2 separate regions of the Mus musculus genome follow, and region 1 is linked to region 2. Evidence: chromatin loops called from intact Hi-C (ENCODE). Cell type or tissue: heart. All regions are shown on one strand. Links, peaks and the distances in the headings refer to the core of each region. The heading gives the core; the rest is flanking DNA. Region 1 holds the start of Pip4k2b (phosphatidylinositol-5-phosphate 4-kinase, type II, beta). Region 2 holds the start of Fbxo47 (F-box protein 47).

Region 1 (5,369 bases), core at 148-5,147, 140 kb before region 2:
CTAACCTTCAAAGCTCACCCATACAGGGCAGTGGTGCTCCAGGTCCTCCTCCCACCTGTATGCAGATCCCTGTGGATCCTGGAAAGTCAGGGCTTTTCCAGCTAGCCCACCAAACTTCCTTCAAGTTAGCAAAGGGCAACAGTAACCACCATGCTCTCTTGCCCTCAGTTTTCCATCAGATGCCCAGGTCTTCGCAGACTTATTGCTTGCCCATGAGAAAACCAAATACCATCCAAATACCATATACAATCCCAGGAACCGGCATGCCCAGTGAGTGTGCGCGTGTGCACACACACACACCTTTCCCCAGTATATATTCAAGTTGAGATGCTTGGTCATGGCTGAGAGAGTAAAAGGAACAAAAGGCCTGTCACTCAAGAACCGCCACTAACCAACAGAGCCTCTTGGTGCTGGACAAGGAACTGTATCTTCACGGCAAGCATAGGCAAGCTACCCCCGAGCCAAAGGCTCTGTTCGGTCTCCGGAGTGAAATGAAGTTACCCACCTTCAGGCTTTTGCTACAGGATGCTTTCTAGTGAGAGGCCAGATGTCAAACAAAATCAAGGAGTGACTCCCAGAAAGGGATGCAGGGTTCACAATTTGCTGACCCAGTTTCCCTGGGAATGTCAGATGACCCCCGAAGCAAGAGGAGCAAGCTCTGCTCACTGTTGATGTCCAGCTCCTTTAGAGGTCCGGGCATCCCACTTCCCGGCCAGGACACTCATTAAGCCCAGGGATTCCATGGAAAAGGGGAATGTGCCCAAGACTAAGAGGCCTGAGAGGACCTCACAAACACATGCGCTCTTCTCTAAGACGTGGAGATCTACGCTGGTGTAGGTGGCTGTCCCTCAATCTCTAGCCAAAGGACCCTCTAGGTCTTCTACCAAAGCAAGAGAAAATGAAGTCTCCCTGACCCTGGGTCCCTGGGTCATTGTTTGGTCTTGTAGACAATTTCAAGTGTTCAGAAAAGTCATGGAGCCTAAAGAATGAAATCCGAAGGAGACCCGACCCGTTATCCTCCCCCCACCCACCCCCATTCTAAACTTGTGGCTGGTGGAGTCAGCACCTCAGGTCTTTTCACTTCCTCTGTTTGCTCTCAGTGTAGGGACTCACAAAGAAACGGTGAGAAGGCAGAGAGCAAGCCACCGAAAGAGAGCAGATCCCAAACAAACAGCACATAAACAGAGCCAACCAGCTAACGTCGGCCACATCCAACTTCTTGGCAGAGGCTGCTGCACCATCCCAAAGCACCCAGGACCCAAAGGACCACTCATCTGAGACAGTAATCACCATTATCACACCCTGGAAAACCATACGAGAAGTCAATGGCTTTGAAACATCACAGAAGAACGAGGAAGATACATTATTTCCATAACCAAGTCTACACTCCCTCGGGCCTTGTGCTCGCACTTATCCTTCATCCATGGGAACACAAGTCAAGTGTCTGTGGTTTGGAGAAGTCTCTGCTTCTCCAGTTGATACGTCTTCATGAAGAAGAAGAAGAAAAAAAGGAAACCCAGAGAGGATGTCCACAGTCAGGGGTAAGGAGGCCTAGAAGATGGGAAACTTTGAGCAGCCATACCACCCAAAGGACCACAAACAGGAACATTCAGGCAAGCCAGTCCCACTTGCCCTGTCAACTGAGCAATGATGTGGTAGCCAGCTATAAGAGACAAGCGGAATAGCCATGCAACAAACACGCTGAGGGTAGAAGCAGCGTCGTTGCAGCACCCAGGCCTTCCCTCGGAAGCTCCGGGGTTGCACGGAGCCAGCATACGGACACAAGAAGCCAGAGGGGCTGGAGCGAAGGGGAAACGACGACGGCATAGCACGGGGACACCAGGCCTCGCGTGGCGAACGGGGAGTGCACGCCCGGCCGGACAGCGTGCACGGGTGGGCGGGCATGCAAGTGGCTCGGCGGAAGGGTTGCAGGCGTCACCCGCGGGGCGAGCGTGGCGAGGCCGGAGGGAGTGGGGGCGCGCACGGGGAAGCTGGTTACCGTGTGGTTCACCCCCCACATCAGGACGCTGAGAATCGGCTCGCTGGCCCGGAATAGCTTCACTTTCTGGCACACGAAATGCTTCTTCTTGGTCTTGGTTTTGCTGGCGCTGAGCGGCGCCACCGCCACCGCCGTGGTGCTGGTGCAGTTGGACGACATGCCCGGGGCGGCGGCGGCGGCGAAAGGGGGGGCGGCGGAGACAGCGCACCAGCGAGCGGCCCCAGGCCTCCCCCGAACCGATCCCCACCCCCGCTGCCTCACCGAGCCATGGTCGCGCCCGTCCCGTTACCTCCCCACCCCGCCCCGGTGGTTCCGTCCGCCCCACGCCCCGCCCTCGCTGCGCCGGCCCGCCCCGCCCCGCCCCGCCCCGGGGAGCAGGCCAGCCTGATCCTCACCCCGCCCCCGGGCGGCACCGCCCACTGGATCCCGGCTCTCCCCTCCCCGTCGGAATGGTACCGCCCGTCCCCGGGCGCTTGCAGCTGCCCCGCCCACTCCTCCTCTCCCGGCCTGAAGGGAACCCAGCCGGCTTCACGCGGGGGAACGAGGAAGACTGGGGATGGACAGCCTCGAGGCACTCGGCAAGAAGGGCTCCCTACTCGGACACCCTCAAGGCCGGGCTTTGACTTTGCCTCCACATGAAGTACTAAAATGGCGGCAGCGCCGCCGCTTCGGGAGGGGAAGAGGGGCCGGCATGAGAAGAAGCTGGAACATACCATCTCCACCCCGGGGGACAGAGGAGTAACGCGGCAAAGGGGAAAGGAAGTCCTGCCTAGAAAACCAGGGACCGCCCCCTCGCTCCACCCAAGCGTGGATCTTCCCACTCCCCTGGGCCGACGGCTCGCTCCACCCGCAAGGTACGCCCCCTTTCCCGGGGGCCAATCAGAGGAGCAGGCCGGGAATCCTAGGTTTTATGAATGGGCCGCGCGCCCACCCACCTGCCGCCTAGCCTCCTCTATCCCGATGGTCAAGTTTAGACACCACTAGCATCTGTAGACGCGTATTGTAATAATCCTTTCATTCTTGCTCCAAGAAATCTCGAATAAACTGCCCATGGTTTATTATGTAATTCCACTTGGTCGAAGGGTCTCTGTATCCGACACAAATCACAGGTCAACACTTGGGATATCAAGACTCAGTACCAGGCACGTGGTAGATCGCTCTACACAGTTACAAAAATAAATGTAGCCTTTATTACCAAGTAATAAAATAAAAGCCATAATTAACTATAACATAGGGCAGAAGGATGAGATGATTAAATGAATAATGTTATATTGTCTGGGGAGAAACTGAGTTTTAAGAATTACAGTGCCAGCCGGTCGTGGTGGCGCATGCCTTTAATCCCAGCACTTGGGAGGCAGAGGCAGGCAGATTTCTGAGTTCAAGGCCAGCCTGGTCTACAGAGTGAGTTCCAGGACAGCCAGGGCTATCTATACTGAGAAACCCTGTCTCAAAAAGTAACAACAACAATAATTACAGTGACTGGAATTTTAGTGCTTAAATCCAAACATATTTTAGGAGAAATTAGGAACTGGTAGAACAACGAAATGGCTTAATATATGAATTAAGAGCACCTCTGAGGGCCAGATGGTCTGTAATCACAGCTCCAGAGACTAAAACAGGAGATCTACAGTTTAAGGTCAGCTACCGCTAGGGTGAATCTGTCGTCTGTTTAAAAAGCACCTAGAAGTTCCCTGGTCAAACAAATGAGGGCTTCTGGTGAAAGAATAGAGAAAGGAATGGCAGTAAAGACATGGGTGTGGCCCCTTGAGTCTTGTCTTAGATTTTTAGTTATTACAGGATAAAGGCAGCTGGAGGATGGGGATGGCCTAACCGCAGCCAGCACTCAGGAGGCTGAGGCAGGAGAGCCACCATCAGGCTGCCCTGGACCAGCAAGGGCCCTGTATCACAGACAAACCACAAAGCAGCAGTGGCAGGAGCAGCAACTGTGTGTGGTCAGAGGAGCTAAAGTGCAGGGTCACCGTCAGCTCCCCGGTCCAATCAAAGCTAGCCTGAGCTACAAGAGACCCTGCCTCAACAAACAAACAAATAAAAATTAGCCAGAAAGCAAAAAGCTTCCCAAGTATTTTCTTTCAGGAGTCATCGGACAACATGGGTCCTGATTCCTGCCCCACTGGGTGCCCACTGTAGGATGCCGAGGAACAGAGGAGGATATGTATGTCCCTTGGCAGGTGTGTCCTTCCTGAAGCCAGTACATACCTATAAATGTAGCCTAACACATTTGTAGAGGACAAAGTCATGTCCAAATGACAAAGAAGGTCAGTATCCCTCTGTTACCAGTAACTACTGTGTTACTTTTCTGACAAGGTCATCCAACAAAATGTTCTCCCAAGGCTAACTTTTTTAAAGCAAATATAGAACTATACATTTGTATATACACATCACACCATTACAGCGTAAAGCCCGGGTGGGTAGCAGTTCACTTAGGGCTTTTGGTTCTGTTTTCTCTTCCAGCTTCTTCAATTCTTGGCTCTTCCTGATGCTTGGCTATCCTGTCACATAATCTACTAAATAAAGTCAATGTTTGTTTATCCCAGTGAGCACCGTCCATCTGGGTGGCTCTTAAGAGAGGCCTCTGGAAGTCTGATCCATTCATTCAGGTGGGAGGGAAGAGGGATAACAAGCATCCAAGCCGTCCAGTGGCAGCCACTAAAACACAGTCAAACCCCACAGTGCATCCACATCCAGCCAAAGTTCCTGAGGAGCCCCGATTCAGGTCACATCAGTGTTTAACGGATGTGAAGTGTTTCAGGAGTCAGTGGACAAAGGGCACTTGAACAGTGGTGGGTTCTCATCTGTACAGGAAGCCATCTGAACTCTTATAAAGAGAATTTTAAGGAGTCAGTAGCCTCCCTGGAAAATTCAGGCAAAACAGTACAAGAGACTGGTTCTCATCTCCTCATGAAGTTCTTCTCCAGGGCCACCGACGTCCGCTGTAGGGAATGGATGTTGCGCTTCACGCGGTCCTCCAGGGAGGAGGTCGACGCACTCTCCAGCTTCATGCGGCTAGGGAAGGAAAGACAGGGGAGTGGGGAAAAAGGACATTTCAACTGGTCAGCCCTGGCAGAATCAGAAGAAACAGGTTTGCAGCCAGAAAGGAACTGTAGAAATACAAGTTCTTTTCAGCCCACATAGACAATTTTCAAAGGACTCCATCTGGAGCCAGGGCTTTTAAATGTCCATAAGGGAAAACTCATCTGTTTTGGAAAACAAGTCAAGTTTCATTGGAAAAAGGTTTTCTGAGCCACAAATTTTTACTTAAAAGGAAGGCCAAGGAATTTCAGTGATTTGGGAAAAATACCAATTACTTTTTCTATGTCAAGTAAAAATGCTATTATCTGGTTAGAAACTG
Region 2 (5,369 bases), core at 307-5,306:
GACCTTCGGAAGAGCAGTCGGGTGCTCTTACCCACTGAGCCATCTCACCAGCCCAAGAATTTTATTTTACATTTATTTATTTATTATATGTAAGTACACTGTAGTTGTCTTCAGACACACCAGAAGAGGGCGTCAGATCTCATTACGGATGGTTGTGAGCCACCATGTGGTTGCTGGGATTTCAACTCAGGACCTTCGGAAGAGCAGTCAGTGCTCTTACCCACTGAGCCATCGCGCCAGCCCCAAGAATTTTTTTTTTTTTAATTTTTTTATTTCATTAAAACTAGATACCTCCCAGCACTTGGGAGGCAGAGGCAGGCAGATCTCTGAGTTCCAGGCCAGCCTGGTCTACAGAGTGAGTTCCAGGACAGCCAGAGCTATACAGAGAAACCCGGTCTTGGAAAAAAAAAAAAAAAAAAGCAGTGACATTGAAGTTTTGGAAATTTCTATTCACATCAAATTATTTTGTAGGAGATCTGGGAAAAGAGCTAACTATGTGGGTCCTGCTTCAGTCTTCCAAGTACTGGGATTAAAGGTAAATTACCACTGTATCTCACTTAAAATTAAATTTATACTGTCAAATAAGAGGTGAATAATACAATTCCTTCCTTTCCAGTTTTTGTTAATAACAGTTACAGATAAGTCTTAGGAAGGGTTTACAGGGCTTGATTTTACAGTCACTTCCTAAAGGGAATTTGTTAAATATGATATTAAAATCATTGATTATTTGCTTATACTAAACAATAACACTTTAAAGGCAAAGTAAGCATTACGCAGTGACTTTGTATTAGTCTACTCTTCTAGTTAAAAAACCGTACCCTTTGTTTTGGAACTCCAGTCTAAGGTCTCTGAAGGAACTGGAGGCAAGAAAGACATTCCACCAAAGAGTTACAATATAGCTGAAAAAAATATTGTTTTTTTTCTATACAAAGTAACTTAAAAACCACATTGATACTTATCTATCTTGTTATGTTACATCTTAGTTTACAACAAGTCAAAATTGTTACACATTTGAAAACATTCATCCCAGCACTCCGGAGGTAGAGGCAGGCTCATTTCTGAGTTCGAGGCTAGCCTGGACTACAAAGTGAGTTCCAGGACAGCCAGGGCTATACAGAGAAACCCTGTCTCGAAAAACAAAAACAACAACAACAAATAAAAAACCCCAAAACAACAACAACAAAAAATTGTGAAGCAGGGTGGTGGTGGGAGGCAGAGGCAGGCAGATCTCTGGGTCTGAAGCTAGCCTGATCTACAAAACTATTTCCAGAACACCAAGGACTACCCAGAGAAATCCTGTCTCAAAAACCAAACAAACAAATGACTATAGTTGCGCTTTACTTCAGATTTCAGTGAAATTTCAGATTAGTAATTGTGAAAATGGCTACCTTTACACAATATGTTTATTTTTATAAAACACAGCTAAGTGAAAGAAAACTAAATTCACTCATGTATTTTGGTGTTTATATTACTGTGAAAATTGTATTTATGTATTCATTTTCGACAAAAAAGTAAGGACTCATACTATTTTGTAATCTTATTACAATTTAATTCAATGCCAATACATGTATTTCTACAAGAATATGTATTTTAATATCCTCATGTAATTCCAAGTGGAAGAATTCTGATTGACTTAATTAAAAAGGTTGTTATTAATTTTAATTTTTCTTTTGTTCTCTTTCTTTCTTACCTTTTTTTTTTTCCTTATTTTCTCTGTGTAATAATGCTGGCTGTCCTGGGACTCACTCAGTAGACCAGGCTGGCCTCACAGAGATCCAGTCACACAGATCCATCTGCCTCTGCCTACCAAGTGTTGAGATTAAGGGCGTGCAACACCACTGCCATGCTTACTACAGAATTTTCAAGTATTTTTACTATAATAAAACATAAATTTGCTTTTTCTTCCAGAAACTTCCATCCTAGTCAGACTAGTGTGGGGCTAAACAACCTCCTCCCAGGGGTCTTTATCACCTATTAAGGGTATAGACATAACGTGTATGTATAATTTTTCACTTAAATCTCTGAGAGAAAAAAAACAAAAACCAACTGATCCCAGTTATTTCAAAACTTAGACTCAACTGGCGAACAGCTATAGTCCCAGCAACAAGGGAGACAAAGGCTGAGTTCGAGGTCAGCCTGGTCTGTGGGAGTCTAACAGTGCAAGTCCCACAGCAGCTGGGGTGGTTTCACAAAGAAACACTGTAGTGGAAACAAACTAACAAACAAACAAAAAGCCAACAAAACAAAAGAAAACAAAACCCCAACATTTAAGTCTCCCTTTCCTCCCTCAGACCTATTTTAGGGGTGGAGGAGCGCAGGATTTTGTGGAAACAGTACCTATTTCCTACCAAACTCTTCCTGCTTTCCCCTTAGCCTGAAGGTACGAAGCGCACAAGCCCTGTGACAATGGGATACAGTTTTTCCCTTGTGGCTCCCCGGCGGGCGTGGAACTCTCGAGCCTCCTGCCTCGGCCTCCGAGGAGCCGGTGACAGGCAGCACTGCCCCGCCCACGCACCGAGAACGGGGCGGGTCTAAGGGCGCCGACCTCGTCCCTGCCCCCACACCCTCTTCCGGAGGGGAAAAAATACCCCAGCAAGTCACCGCGCTTTGTCTTAACGTTCCTTTGCCAGCGCTAAACACCGCCAAAGAGGTCACCTAGGGAACCAGAGCAGAAACTGGCCCGCATAAAAATCAAATAGGACCTGCTGAAAAACACGCAATTATTTCTACCGGAAGTACTGGGGAATATAAAACACTTGTTACCACAGATTTCGACAGTTTTTCCGGCTACAGTATCACAGGAAAGTGGGATTTAGTCGTCTCGTCCCACCATCCTCAGATTTCACAAATACTTAAAAATAAAAATAAATAAAAAATTAAAAAAAAAAATCTCCTCAGGCTTTTCCCGCCAGATAATGGGGGCGGATCCTGCTCCGCTCTCTCCGCTCCGCCCCGGAGCTGCGTCCTCAGCTCTCGGGCGCCCCCGTCGCCTCAAGTAGATTTTAGAATTCTCCCAGGAGCCCCAGCGGGAGGAGGCTCCGCCCCCTCATGAATATCGAGCAGCCTCGCCTCCTCTGCCCCTCCCCTCATGAATATTCAGAGATCTCCCGGGAACCCTGCGGGCGGAGCCTCACCCTCTCAAGAAAGGATGAGACGCCGGGATCCTCGGCTCTTTTGCCTCCTCTCTTGAATCGCTCGGAGCACTCCCAGGAGTCCACGCACGGGAGGAGGCCCCACCCCCTCGCGAATAGAAAGAAACCTCGGCTCTTCAGTCTTTCCCTTATGAATACCCAGAACCTTCTCGGGAAACGCCCCCAAGCAGGCCACGCCCTCTCATGAATACTAAGCAGAGGCTCCCATGGTGCCCTCCTGTTCAGGGATGTTATTCGGAGTGAGGCCCTTAAAAGCCCGTGCTACCTCCATTTTAGACACCAAGTTGCTGAACGGGAGAAACGGGAGCTCTTATGGTAGGGTAAGTGGGGAGGCTGTAAATGGAGATCTCAAACTTGGAGGAGTTATACGCTCCACTACGTTTTTTTACACTCAGGTTTTAAAAAAAAGATTTTATTTACTTTACGTTTAGGAGTCCACTTTTGCTGTCTTCAGACACCCAGAAGAGGGCATCAGTTCTCATCACAGATGGTTATGAGCCACCATGTGGGTGCTGGGAATTGAACTCAGGACCTCTGGAAGAGCAGTCAGTGCTCTTAACCACTGAGCCATCTCTCCATCCCTACACTCAGTTTTAAGGCAGTTTCCGATTCACTCTTCCCCTGGGCCAACAGGATCTGTCACAAGAGCTTTTCATTAAAAAGTTGTTAGATGCCTGGTGTGATGGCATTTCCCGATGGAGGCAGGAGGCTAAACCAGCCTAAGCTACTTGAGAATCTGGCTCAACCACCCCACCCCCAAAGCCCTTAATATTAAATTCTCATTTATTTACAGATTCTGTGTCTTTTTCTTTTCTCTTTTTCTTTGAGACAAGGTCTTGTTGGGTAGTGCTAGGCTAGCCTAAACCTCTGACTCTTGCATGAGCCAGTTACAGTGCTGGGATTACAAAAATCATGATCCAGTATGCAGGGCTTGATTCAGATGGAAGCCTGCAGTGGGGCAGGCTGTCTGGGAGGCCTTAAAGATATAACAGAATGATACATATTATTTGAGACTGGGTCTCTTGTAGTCCAGGCCTCCTAGACTCCTCAGGTACATAGGCATATATATTCAGGAAAAACACCTATCCACATAGAAACACAAGAAAACCAAACAACCAGTTAAAGTAGATAACAGATACCCTGACTTCCCTGGGTTGGAGTAGCCTAGCGGTAGAATGCTTGCCTAGAACACACTGGAGCCTAGTTTCCACCCCTAGCATCCTCAAAGTCCTGACTTCCCTCTTCTAAATCTTCCTCCAGGTTTCTTTTGGAAATCTGTACCTCTTAGATGTTGGGAGCATTAGCATTAGTATGTACTTAGCAGATGTGAGGTCCCAGGTTCAAACCCCCACCCTACCCCCAAAAAGCAAAAAAAAAAAAAAAAAAAAAAAAACCCACTTTACATGACTTTTTCTGTAGCCATACTTACTTCCCCAAGTGGTGCTGTAACCTTGAGATGACCTGTCTCGTATCTCATTTACTAAATTAGGACAGATACTTCAGTACTACCTGCCCCCTGCCTTCCTTATCCTGTACCTTAATTCTTGTACTCAAACAGCAGATGAAATAATAGCTGAAGGAAGGCTTGGGTGCAAACCTGTCATTCCAACTACTTGGGAGGCAGAGGCAGGAGGATCACAAGTTCAAGGCCTTCCTTGGAGACACGGGGTTAGGTCAAGGCCAGTCTGAGGAAGTTGATAAGACCCTGTCTCAAATAAAAAGTAAAAGAGAAGGCTTGAAGGGACTAGTATCTGCTCCAGACACCCCAAGCCAGCTTCTAGGCACAAAGGGGATTTATCTGCCCCAGAGGGCAAAGGGCAGGGAATAAGAGACAAAGATAGGAGGAGGGAGAAGGGGACAAGGGAAAGGGGAAGGTATATTTGTGTGGTGGTGGGGTGTAGGACAACATGCCTCTGGATAGAGAGGAGACAGACATGGCCATAGGAAAAAGGCAGTTTATAAAGGGGAAAGGGAAAACCCAAGTTAGGGTGAAGTATTGCATTTTAATTGGGCATGTTAGTTAGGTGAGCCAAGGGGGTCTTTTGATAGCTGGACCTTGGTAGTGAGCCTCAGGAGGAGGAGGTGGACAAATAAGAGGATAGACCTTAGCTTTAGGAAAGTAATGGAGGCCGGGTGTGGTGGTGCACATCTTTAATCCCAGCTCTCAGAAGGCAGAGTCAGGTGGATTTCTGAGGCTAGCCTGGTCTACAAAGTGAG

Evidence for each region. Peaks named below come from ENCODE experiments on the same cell type or tissue, not always from the same donor. Only the 100,000 strongest peaks of a DNase experiment are listed, where the experiment ranks them.
Region 1: it touches region 2 in a loop (2.8-fold over the local background); 1 of 42 quality-filtered maps calls a loop at or near these places.

What each region holds. Positions count from the first base shown.
Region 1 is chr11:97,742,447-97,747,815 of GRCm38, forward strand. It overlaps Pip4k2b (phosphatidylinositol-5-phosphate 4-kinase, type II, beta), which reads right to left and starts at 2,258. Exons shown (of 10, transcript NM_054051.1): 1 at 2,000-2,258. The coding sequence starts at 2,158. It overlaps Cwc25 (CWC25 spliceosome-associated protein), which reads right to left. Exons shown (of 10, transcript NM_026186.4): 10 at 3,024-5,023. The coding sequence ends at 4,909. Mir8102 (microRNA 8102) reads left to right here and starts at 2,451; the gene lies at 2,451-2,589. In heart, for the core only: no CTCF peak of the experiment used is centred there; DNase peaks (open chromatin) are centred at 1,875, 2,455 and 2,755; H3K4me3 peaks cover 2,673 bases; H3K27ac peaks cover 2,038 bases.
Region 2 is chr11:97,881,160-97,886,528 of GRCm38, forward strand. Fbxo47 (F-box protein 47) reads right to left here and starts at 2,995. Exons shown (of 11, transcript NM_001081435.1): 1 at 2,764-2,995. In heart, for the core only: CTCF peaks have their summits at 2,974 and 3,602 (motif pointing right); DNase peaks (open chromatin) are centred at 2,532 and 3,172; H3K4me3 peaks cover 2,289 bases; H3K27ac peaks cover 1,807 bases.